2 separate regions of the Mus musculus genome follow, and region 1 is linked to region 2. A link is a loop called in an ENCODE intact Hi-C map of the cell type or tissue named here. Cell type or tissue: left cerebral cortex. All regions are shown on one strand. Each heading gives the region's core, and the rest is flanking DNA. Links, peaks and the distances in the headings are about the cores only.

Region 1 (5,375 bases), core at 153-5,152, 47 kb before region 2:
AGAGCTTTTCCAGAGAACCATAAATAATAATAGAGCAGACCTTCTTCTCAGACCCTAAGATGGTGGGGAAATAAATCCCTTCCCTTTACAAAAGCGAGCATCTCTGTGTACTGAGACAGATGGGGAGCTACGAGCATCGTAGGTTTGTTCTGACAAGGTGCAGATAGGAAGCAAGTGATGAGATGTGAGGTTGGAGAAGTGGCCAAGGAGATATATAAATTAGAGATGACACTTTATCCAGAAGCAAGGGCGCCATGTCTTTCTAGATGCATAGTCAGAGTCAGACTTGCCTCCTAAGAGAAAGACTACAGAAACAGGAATATGGCTATACCTTACCAAATGAAAGGACGTGGCTACATAGAAAGCAAGGTCCAGAAAAGTTAAAACAGCACATGAAGCAAGCAGTCAGATGGTCAAAAGCTGGAAGAACAACACAAGCAGAGAAAATACCCAGGGAGGCAGGACCACAGCAAATCCCTCAAGCCCAAGAAAAGACTCAGAATAGAATGTTTCACGGAACAGTGTCAGCCAATGGTTGACCTTTGGGAAAATCCTTTATTTCTAGACACTCTGGAGTTGGAAAACAATAACAAAAAAGATAAGATATGGCGTAAAAAGTAATCCCTTTCTAATAGCAAAATTAGCAATCTCTGAGGAGCAAAGTGCTTCACTGGGAGTGCAGTGTATTTTAGCATCGGCCATACCACCAGCCAGGAGAGGAGCAGGTGTACCTGAGCTTCCTGTACTGTGAGGCTGGGAGAGCAATTTTTGCATACATTTGTTGTGAAACATATACAGATTAAACAAAGCCCTCAGAACTCTAGCAAACACTATGAACCTAAGGTCCCTTTTCCTGAGGCCCTTTATATGGAAACAACAGTGAACTAACTGAACAAACTCAACTCTGGAACGCATCACTGGTAGGTGGTGTGCTGTCCTCTCCCAACCAAAAGCTCCTAAGCCCCTGCAGGGGAAGAGAGTGTTTAAAAAGGCTGCACATACATCCCACTTTCTCTTGGATGGTAGCTAGGATAGCCTAGAGTAAAGTGACTTCTGCACAAACAAACAAACAAAAAAAAAAAAAAAGGAAAGAAAGGAAGGAAGGAAGGAAGGAAGGAAGGAAGGAAGGAAGGAAGGAAGGAAGGGAGACACACCTGAGCAGCCTGTTTGATTTTCTAGCACGTAGTTATTAGAGGCTCAGTGAGAGTTCCTAGTGGGCAGTGGCAAACACCAAGTGTGGGAGAGCAGGTTGCACTGGAGCCATTAAGACCAGATGAACTGCACACTCCTGAATTCCCAGGACTGAGCCATTCTCAGCACTGTGTGCTACCCTTCTCCTCCAATGACTCTCCTTGGCAGGGAGTAGGCTGCATGAACAGATGGACCAGGAGGCTGAGAGAACACATTACACAGCGCTGGAGGAGCACTATGGGGCGAAGCCAGAGGGTGCAGAAAAGACCTGGTTACACCAACCCTCATCCCCCTCTCACACAAGAGGGACTATAACATGAAACCTAAGTGAAGAAGATGGGCCCATTTTTCTTTCAATGCTAGGCTTTCTTTCCTATGTATATTCCATTCCTTCTCAGATAGACCTAGTCATCAGGTTCCTTCAAACAGGCATTCCTCCCCCCACCCCACAGTTGTAACAGTTGCTTATAATACTTTATAGTCTTTTCCTTTGAAAAAAACTAGGAGTTGGGGGTCAGAGGAAAACTAGGGCTATGTCAGGGTTACTGAAGCTGCAGAATGGGTTCTGGAGGGGAAATCTTCCTTTCTGATGCCAGCAGCAAGAGGGAAATAGGTCAGGGCAGAGTGTTCAGCTAGAGCTGTCCAGCATGGGGGTGTCATTATCCAGGCATCATCAAGGAACAACTTTGAAGTCTAGAGAGGATAAAGGGGTCATCAAAAAAACACTGGGAAGGATTACCAAGCCCCTGTAGACTCTCCCTCCAAAGCTATATCCGAGACAGCTTGAAACTAGGAGAGAGTTAAATTATAAAGGCAGGAGAAGCATGAGCTGCAAATCTGCCTGGGGTACATTGCAAGACTGCCTCAAGTAAACCTGTTTGACACCGAGCTTTTATTAATATAGCTCCTCCTTTGTAGGTTCAGGTTTCTCCAACACAGCAACAACTGGAGTGCCGGCATATAGTGACAGGTTGGTGAGTATATGCTGGCTAGCTGGCCTTCTGGAAGATGATGTCAAAAGAGCACAGATGTCTTGTACTCATGACAAAGATCTCAAATGACTCTTTGATGGATGGATTGCTAGATCAATCTTTTAGACAGAAATACCAAGGCAAGGCAGAAAAAAATTGTATTCTCAGTACCACATGATAACTGGGTGTGAAGACCAGGAGTTTGTACTTTTAAGCCAGTTATCTACCCATTAGCTAATTCTATCTCTCATCACTACTTCTGGGAAGATGCTAGCAACAAGTGCAATTCCCTATCTGGGAAATTACACCAGACCTTCCTGTCCTTGGCAATGTAGCAGGGAGTTGCTTTAAAAAGGCAACTGCATGGTAGGGGTGGGAGGAGAGGATAAAATATGTCACAAAACACATGCTAGCCAATGGGACACAGAACTTACAGCTGACATAAAACAATTTTATGTTGCATGGCTCATAAGCAACCCAGCACCTCAAGGTCAGAGACTTCTCGAAGCTCCACATGGTTACGATGAGCCATTTAACCCAATTTAGCATAGTCTATACTACAGGGATTATAAGCAAACTTGTCTGGAGCCCATACAATTTCTGACATCCTTACTCGACTCCATTACACTGACTTATGGTGTACAAGCAGTCATAGACAATGCACAAAGAATCTCCATGCATATTCTTCAACAAAACTTTATTTGCAAACAACTGGCAGAGGGCCAGATTTGCACGGCCCTAGCATGCACATTTTGGTCAGCCTGGGAAGAGATGTTGAGTGCTCTGGACTTCCTTGGAGTAAAGGTAAGAATTTAAATCCCCCAAAAGGCTCTTGGCTGCCCTGAGCTTCAGGTCAGAGAATCAGGTAATAACCTGGTATTTGACTTCTAGCTCTTCCTGCCTTAGGGCTGGCAATGCCTCCTGCATGCCAGACCACTGCCCAGGACCAGGATTACTAAATCCAGGAGAAGCAAGCCAAAAGGGATCAGTGTTTAAAGGGAAACACCAGGTAGCAGACAAGAAAAAGAAGTGGTGTGATGAAAAGGCCAAGAGAGCCACTTAGGAAAATGGGACTGAACGGTGGCTGCAAATGTCAGTAGTTCCGTGATACATATGGCAGTCGTATATGTACAAGGCAAGCGTGGGAACCATGTCCCCTAATATGGGAGGCCATCTGAAATGTAGAGAAGCCTCACCTGCCCCGTGCAGGCCTGCCCTTACGTAGCAATGGGATGGAAAGGCAAGCAGTTTTCTACTTACTCAAAGCAGAGGGAGAGACAGGTATTGGTGCCCTGCTTATCCAAAGCCAGGAAAAATAAGTAGTAGTTCTTAGTGTCTGCATCCTGAGAGCCAGCTCCCATCTCTTTCTTGACTGCCTAGTAACAGTGACCATGGTACTTTCTCAGTATCTAGATCCTTCTCTGGTCATGCTGCGCTTCTTCTTATGGGAATCCAGTAAAAACTTTGAAATGTGAACTGTTCTCGCCCCTTAGTAATACAAAGTTCTAGTATATGGGGAAAGCAGGCCAAGGTAGAGAAATTATGGGCTCAAATGAGATAATGAGAACAAAGGTTTAAAAACTTAAAAGGGGAGATGGAGCAGGCCCAAGGACAGTCAGATCTTCAAAATACCAAGTTACGCTTGATTATCAAAGGAAGAGGAACAAACATAAAACCAAAGCTCAAGTGCAGCTATTCAAGCAGCAGCATGGCTCCTGAAGGGCCACAGGGCCTAGCTACACAGGGCCCGGGGGCTCGTCCCATACAGTCACATGGTCCTTTTTACAATAACCAGGGGCACCAGCATATGGAGCTTCTCCCTGCCTATTTCTGTGGAGGTGTGGGAATGTAAGAGCTTTGTTCTCTAAGAAGCTCTATGGAGGAGGTGAAGTTACTACACGGGATAGTAAATAAACAACACTTGCCAAATGAAAACCTCCTTTGACTGTCTTACCATTCAGAAACCAGTTTTTATCTATTCTATGAAGGGAAATGCCCAGGAGAGTTGGCTACAGCTGGCTCTTTTAGTCAACATCTTAAATTATTTGTGGTTTAGGCCATACTCCCATTTCCTCTGGATAATGACCTTTCAAATCAGTTTGACCAAGTAATCATATCAGGTGCTCCAACAGTGCAGAATGTTCATTACTGACAGACCCTAAACAAAGGGCTGTAAAAGACTGAGCCACTACAATCAAGAAAGACAAATAGCAACTTTGGATTAGACTAAGGTTCTGCAAACTTATAAGGAAGAGGCATCAAAGAAAGTGGAGAAAAATGCCACCTTTCCTGCCAGTAAGTATTAAAAATACACAGATAAGAGTAAGGCCACAATAAACAGGAGGCAGTAAGAATATTTGGCCGTAAGTTTTAGCTGCCACCTGGGGGCTAGAAACATGGCCAGGAAGAAAAGGAGTCGGGGAAACAAGAGTTGAAAAGAAAAGAGAAAGTCACTATAAGACAGCAGTTCTCAACTTGTGGGTTGAGACCCCTTTGAGGGCTACCAAGACCATGGGAAAACTCAGATATTTACATTATGACTCTTAACAGTAAAAAATTTACAGTTATGAAGTAGCAACAAAAACAATTTTATGGTTGGGGTCAGCACAACATGAGGAACTGTATTAAAGGGCCGCAGCATTAGGAAGGCTGAGAAGCACTGCTTTAGGCGATGTTGGTGAAAAAGAGGAGTCAGGTGAGACACGTGATATTCAGTTCAATGTCTCACTCGTGTCCTAAGGGGTTCCTCCCTGATGTAAGCATAAGAAACCAGCAAGAATCTGCTGCTATGCCAGGCTAGTGGCACACGCCTTTAATCCCAGCACTTGGGAGGCAGAGGCAAGCAGATCTCTTTAGAGGCTAGCCTAGTCTACATAGTGCATTCCAGGACAGCCAGGGCTACACAGTGAGACCCTATCTCAAAACAAACCAAAAAATAAAAGTAAATTAAAAAAAAAAAAAAAAAGGAAAAGAGAAAGAAAAGGATTTTCTGCTACTTCCTCTCTGGTGCCTCAGGTCATAAACTAGAGCGGGCTCTCCTGCTTTCTCAGTTCCTGTGAGGACAATGTTGAAAGGTCTACAAAGGCAGCAGGGAGGTCTGTAATATTTGCCCCTTCCAGCTAATCTTCAGGTGTTGGTAGACAATAGAGTGTTTGCATTCAAACATTAGTGGAGGGGAGGGGTGGATGTTGCTAACTTTAAAAGAAAAATTCA
Region 2 (5,375 bases), core at 313-5,312:
GTCCTGTTAGGTTAGCACTTATCACCCAAGCTGCTGCACACTGTCTACAAGGTCTTAGAGAACTTCATGTGTGTTTTGTTCACAGAAGATGAACTGATGCAAAGGCATGTGGCAGAGTCAGCAGAACTTGGACTGTGAAATGGACATGGAAGGACTCACTGGACTTTGGAGTCCCTTGGTGAACCTAAGTATCTGTCATGCTGGGTGTGAATTTCCTAGGGGAAACTCTGATTCAGCCCAGCCCAGGTAAGATGTGTATAAGACCAACTGATACAATTAGAAGACACACAGAAGCCTGTATCAGATATGTGAAGTGGAAGTTAGGGAAGTAATACGGCTCAAATGCTACTATGATGAAGAAACCAAAGGAGCCAAGTCTAGTCTAGACCTTCGTTTTACTAGGCCTATCCTCTCAATAACTGATAAATATGATGTGATAGTACTTACCGCAAGTTCAAACTCATAGCAGGAGGCATACCATCATGAAAGGAGGCTTAGAATTACATCTGTCCAGGCCATGTAATGTCTTTTATTACTTAGTGTATGACATATTATGTGCAGCAATAAGACAGATTTTATTGTATTTTTGAAAATTAGTGCTAAGGTCTAGGCTCAAAGCCCTGCACATAGCAGGCAATGTTCAGCCAGAGAGCACATGCCCAGCTGCAGGCATCAGGCTCTGAGTTAGTGAATTACAAGCTTGTACCTCACCAGCCTCGTAGGTGCTTATATCTTATTTACTCAGGAATTAGTTAGCAGAGGAGAGAGAGAGAGAGAGAGAGAGAGAGAGAGAGAGAGAGAGAGAGAGAGAGAGAGAGAGAGACTGAGCAAGCTTGCTTTAGAAAGAAATAAGGGAAATTACTTATATCAACTGCAGAATTTTGGTTGTCTACCCAGAATGCACCTTGATTTGCAATATGCATTTGAGACCCTTTTACACTATTTTAAAAGTGTATAGTGAGTGTGTGTGTGTGTGTGTGGGGGGGGTGTAAAAGAACTGGTCTTTTACCAAAAAAGGTCCCTGTAAGTCAGAACTTAAAGAAACAAAATCAGATATTGAATTATAGAAAAAGCACTACATGTGTGCTGATCAGCCAATGCAAGCTTTCTGCCCTTAATCAGCAAGCTCCAGGTTAGGAAGAGCTGGGAGAGGCTGGGAAGGCTCTGGTCCCAGTCCATGACTGTGCAGTTTTCATTTGGTTCTCGAGATCTTTATGATGAAGTTGCTATCTACCATGAGCAGGGGCTGGGCAAGAGGATTTAACTGCTGGCACCTCTCATCTTAAGGGGCTACTTCTGTGCTGGCAATTCACGATCTAGTATGCAGGGCAGTGAAGTCCAAATGCTAACCCTTCGAAGGCCTCCACCATCTTCTTTTCTTCCCCTGCAGTGCTGAGCAATAGCAGGTGTAAGTAACCACTGGCTTTTACAAGGGGGGATGGGAGCACAGATACAGGCAAGAACAAGTATCTGTTACCATGTCTTCCACCCACTGCTCTGGGAAGGAGAAAACTCTGCTCTCTTCAAATCAAAGCAGGCTGCTTACAAGGAATACCACATGAGTGAGAAAGATGGCCACTCTACGCAATATGCCTATTTTGATACGAAGGGTTGTTGTTGTTACCATTTCCCAATCAGTAGCACTCACGAGCATATCTAAACTTGGAAAAGAATAAAAAAAATTCCCTGTTAAACAATGAGAATCAAGAGTAAAAAGAAATAGCAGTTTGCTGAAAAACAGACTAAAATATATCAGGGCCTTAGAGTTATTTCTGCATTCCCTGCACATACAACATCATTCATGAAGAAGGCAATGGTACAAATATAGCATAAATGTCGTCTGCTCTAGCTTGTAATTTAAAATGCAAATGCTAATGAGTGAACTGGCGTATCAGTGGAGTTAATAACCGCATGCCTAGCACAGGGGCTGCATCCAAAACACACACCGAGAAGAGACAGACACCATGTTCCAATTTAAAAATAAAAACACCCAAATTAACCCTAGAAAAATCACTAGCAGATGTACAAGCTCAGGAAAAGGAGGCACACAAGGGCAGGGAAACAGGGACTTCTCTGCTAGTCTGCTGACTGGTAGACTTAGCCACCTTCATCCACAGTAAAGGTGTGCACAGGAGTCCCAGTGTTTATCCGGGAATTCTATGTAAAGCAACATTAGACTACACAGAAGGGAGGACTACACACAGGGAAGCCTGAGAGCGCCAATGTCAAGTTCTTCCACAGCCCATTTTAGAACCCTGTTAGCAGGGAGCCATAGAAGATGTACTTCTCATTTATTTTTTCATAGGCAAAGAGAAAAGAAACCCTGGTTAAACCTTTCCAAAACCTCTAAGTAATTGAAATAAATGGAAAAAAGCTTCAGTAGTGACTGCATTTGTCTCAGATGCTTCCCACATATGACAGGGACTTCTGTGCCTCATTTCTGCACATATGGGGCGATGCCTGGCACCTCTCCGTCAGAATAGGAATGTTCCTATGAGGCACAGCTCCCAGGGCTTCGGTGGCCTCATGCGTGGTGAGTCAAAGTCTGTGAGGCCTTGTAAAGGCCAACTGAGGGAATGCGCATGGTGGCCCACACCAGGCAACTTTCAAGTGTGTAGCTCCCATACAAACTGTACAATTTCATGCAAATCCAGACATCAGTTGGAGAGACCCCAGCAACTTTATGAACAAGCTGCAAGGGGAGCAATGACCTAGGGCAGAAGAGAAGGGCCAAGACCATTTATTTCATTGTTCAATAATGAACAGGTTAAATGATGTAAATTGAGAGGCAGTTCTCATAGCAACCAAGATACTTCTTACAAGTAGTGTGTACTGTTCATGCTGAGGCTACTCACTACAAGAAATGTCATAACATTTCTCTTAAAAAATAATTATTAACTGTTATATATATGCTTTGCTTGCATGTAGGTCTACATACATGTGTTTGCTTGGTGCCTGTGGAGACCAAAAGGGGGTGTCAGATCCCCTGGGACTGGTGTTACAGAGAGTTGTGAGCTGCCATGTGGGTGCTAGAACCAAATCTGCAAACAAGTGCACTTAGCTGCTGAGCCATCCGTCCATTCCTCCTTTTAATTTTAAATCATCAAATTATTTCCTCCTTTTAGTTTTAAATCATCAAATTATTTTTTATGTTTCCTGTCTTTCATCCAGGGTCTGCTTCTATAATCTTTCTGGCCAAGCAGACTCCCTCATAAAGCTAGGCTAGTGGAGAGTAGCCTAATCTAGGATGCCTTTTCACCAGTGCTAGTTGGTAAATAGAAAATGCCAGCAAGCTGATGTAATGGTGCTGAGAGAAAACTACAACAAACAACCCTCTACCAAAATGTATTCTGAAAATGCCATGGAATGCAATGGGCACAACCAGAGAGACTGTGCTATAACTGAACACATGCCAATGGACCTCTCAGATCCCTGGAAACTTCCTCTTCACCATTCCCTGCCCTAAGAAGATTCAGCAAGGAACCCTTGTTGAAGTAGAAAAGGAAGAGGAGGAGGAACTGTAAAGGAAAAAGCACACAGCCCTGCTTCTGGCTCCTTCTCAGGGCTCGTACTCTCTGTGAATGACAGGTTTTGTTTCTACCAAGGATCACCCTTATCTCACCTAAACCAAGACTCTGAACTAATAAGACCACAAAAAGCACTGGCAGCCTTCTGCGAAGTCGAAGAGTTCAGAAGGAATCTTCCCAGCGATCAGCCAAAGGCATTCCAAGTGGAGGATTATACAATGTTTCTTTGGCACACAGAACCCAAGTGAGACAGGATCAATTGAACAGTTTGACTTGGAGGCCACAGAAGTCTGACACACTCCACAGAGGGTTCCACAATGAAAAGCCCCTGGCTGACACAGGCTGACACAGAATTGCCATAGGGCCTTGCTGTTTCCTTCAACCCCTGGTCACCATCATCATACCAAGATAATTTGGCTTGTCTGAATGAAACAATTGTTGAGGAATCTGAAAATCAGAATCCTTAAGTGTTTCAGCTACAAGGTCTGTGGCTCCCTTAAACTATGCTGAACAAATTTTATTTTTACTGATGACTTTATTACTTTGCCTTGTTCAGAAAAATATTTGAAGTGGCTATTGAACTAATTGAAGCCCTCCCTCTTGTCTCCTGAAACACTATTTTATCCTTTGAGCCCTATGGTCCACTCCCAGATACGGGCATTTCCATTCTCACTGAAGATGACATACCATTAAAATACTATGGAACAGGGTACCCTGCCTTGGCCCAAACTAGCAGTCTGTCCCACTGGTCTCTGAATCTAGAACTTCTGGGTTTCAGAGCAGGACGGTTAGCTCTCTAAGAGTATCACAATGCTTATTTACTGTTTCAGAATCTCCAAGTGAGTCTCATCTGTTTGTAATTTAAGGTTGTGTTTCTCTTTCTCCTACCTCATGTTTTGTTTGCTATTATTACTGTTTTGAGACTGTACTCCAGGCTGGCCTGGAACTATGCCAATCTTCCTGCCTTAGCCGCTCATGTGTCGGGATGACTGATCTGAACAGCCCAGCTACCCTATCCTTAAAATATTTGTTCCCCTTTATGTCTATACATTCCTTCCTGCTAGAAGGCTCCAACTTTATCATGCATTTCTATCTTCCTTAAGATGGTGCCCAGAGGACAGAAAACATTATTAAATAACCATGCCAATGAATGTCTCATAAGTTATGAGGCAGTGCATTCTGGGGCTGGTTCATGATTGAGAAGGTAGACAATCAGCCTACAGTTAGAGGCTTTGCTCTTTCACCTGCCCGTGAGCAGGCAGAGACTTCACGCTGAGGCCACAGCACTGAAGCTCAATGGGAGGAAAGTCCTTTGAGAAGAAGTTTGTTGAGAAAGTCCCACAGAAGCAGACACAGCGATGAGGACTGCATCCTTTTCGTAAGGCAATTCTTCTGAGAACTGAGACAGGCAAAAATGTTCTGCCTAGATAGCCAATCTGCCAAAAGAAAAGCTCCACATCTTCTGCTACCTTCCCTGGAAGGTTTTTCATCCCTCAATTACTTGTTCTTTCCTCTGCTCTTTTGCTGTGCTTTGCATCTGGGTTTGCCATCCTGTATTACCCTCCCCCACACCCCTCCATCCCAGTGAAATACAACTGGTACAATGGCAGTGTTGGCAGGCAGGGACTTTAAGGGATGGATTATTTACTGGAGGAGTAGGAGTTAGGAAGTGACCCTGCTCTTCGGAATTTTTCTCTTTTAGTTATACACTTGCCCTTCAACTTTCTACCTTGAGTTGAAGCAGCAGGGGTTCCCACAGAAGCAAGCAGATGCTGGTACCACTCGGGATTTAGATGACACGGCTTCCAGAACTGAGAGCCAGAATCCACTTCTTCCCCATACGCATTA

What was found. Peaks named below come from ENCODE experiments on the same cell type or tissue, not always from the same donor. Only the 100,000 strongest peaks of a DNase experiment are listed, where the experiment ranks them.
Region 1: a loop joins it to region 2, with 2.0 times the contacts of the local background. A loop is called at or near these places in 4 of 42 quality-filtered maps.

What each region holds. Positions count from the first base shown.
Region 1 is chr6:28,797,182-28,802,556 of GRCm38, reverse strand. The region is part of intron 16 of Snd1 (staphylococcal nuclease and tudor domain containing 1); the gene reads right to left. Among named protein-coding and RNA genes, the nearest start is that of Lrrc4, 32 kb to the left of the region's middle. In left cerebral cortex, for the core only: no CTCF peak of the experiment used is centred there; DNase peaks (open chromatin) are centred at 1,395 and 2,521; H3K27ac peaks cover 406 bases.
Region 2 is chr6:28,750,483-28,755,857 of GRCm38, reverse strand. The region is part of intron 15 of Snd1 (staphylococcal nuclease and tudor domain containing 1); the gene reads right to left. Among named protein-coding and RNA genes, the nearest start is that of Lrrc4, 79 kb to the left of the region's middle. In left cerebral cortex, for the core only: no CTCF peak of the experiment used is centred there; DNase peaks (open chromatin) are centred at 1,527, 2,011 and 2,438; H3K27ac peaks cover 3,268 bases.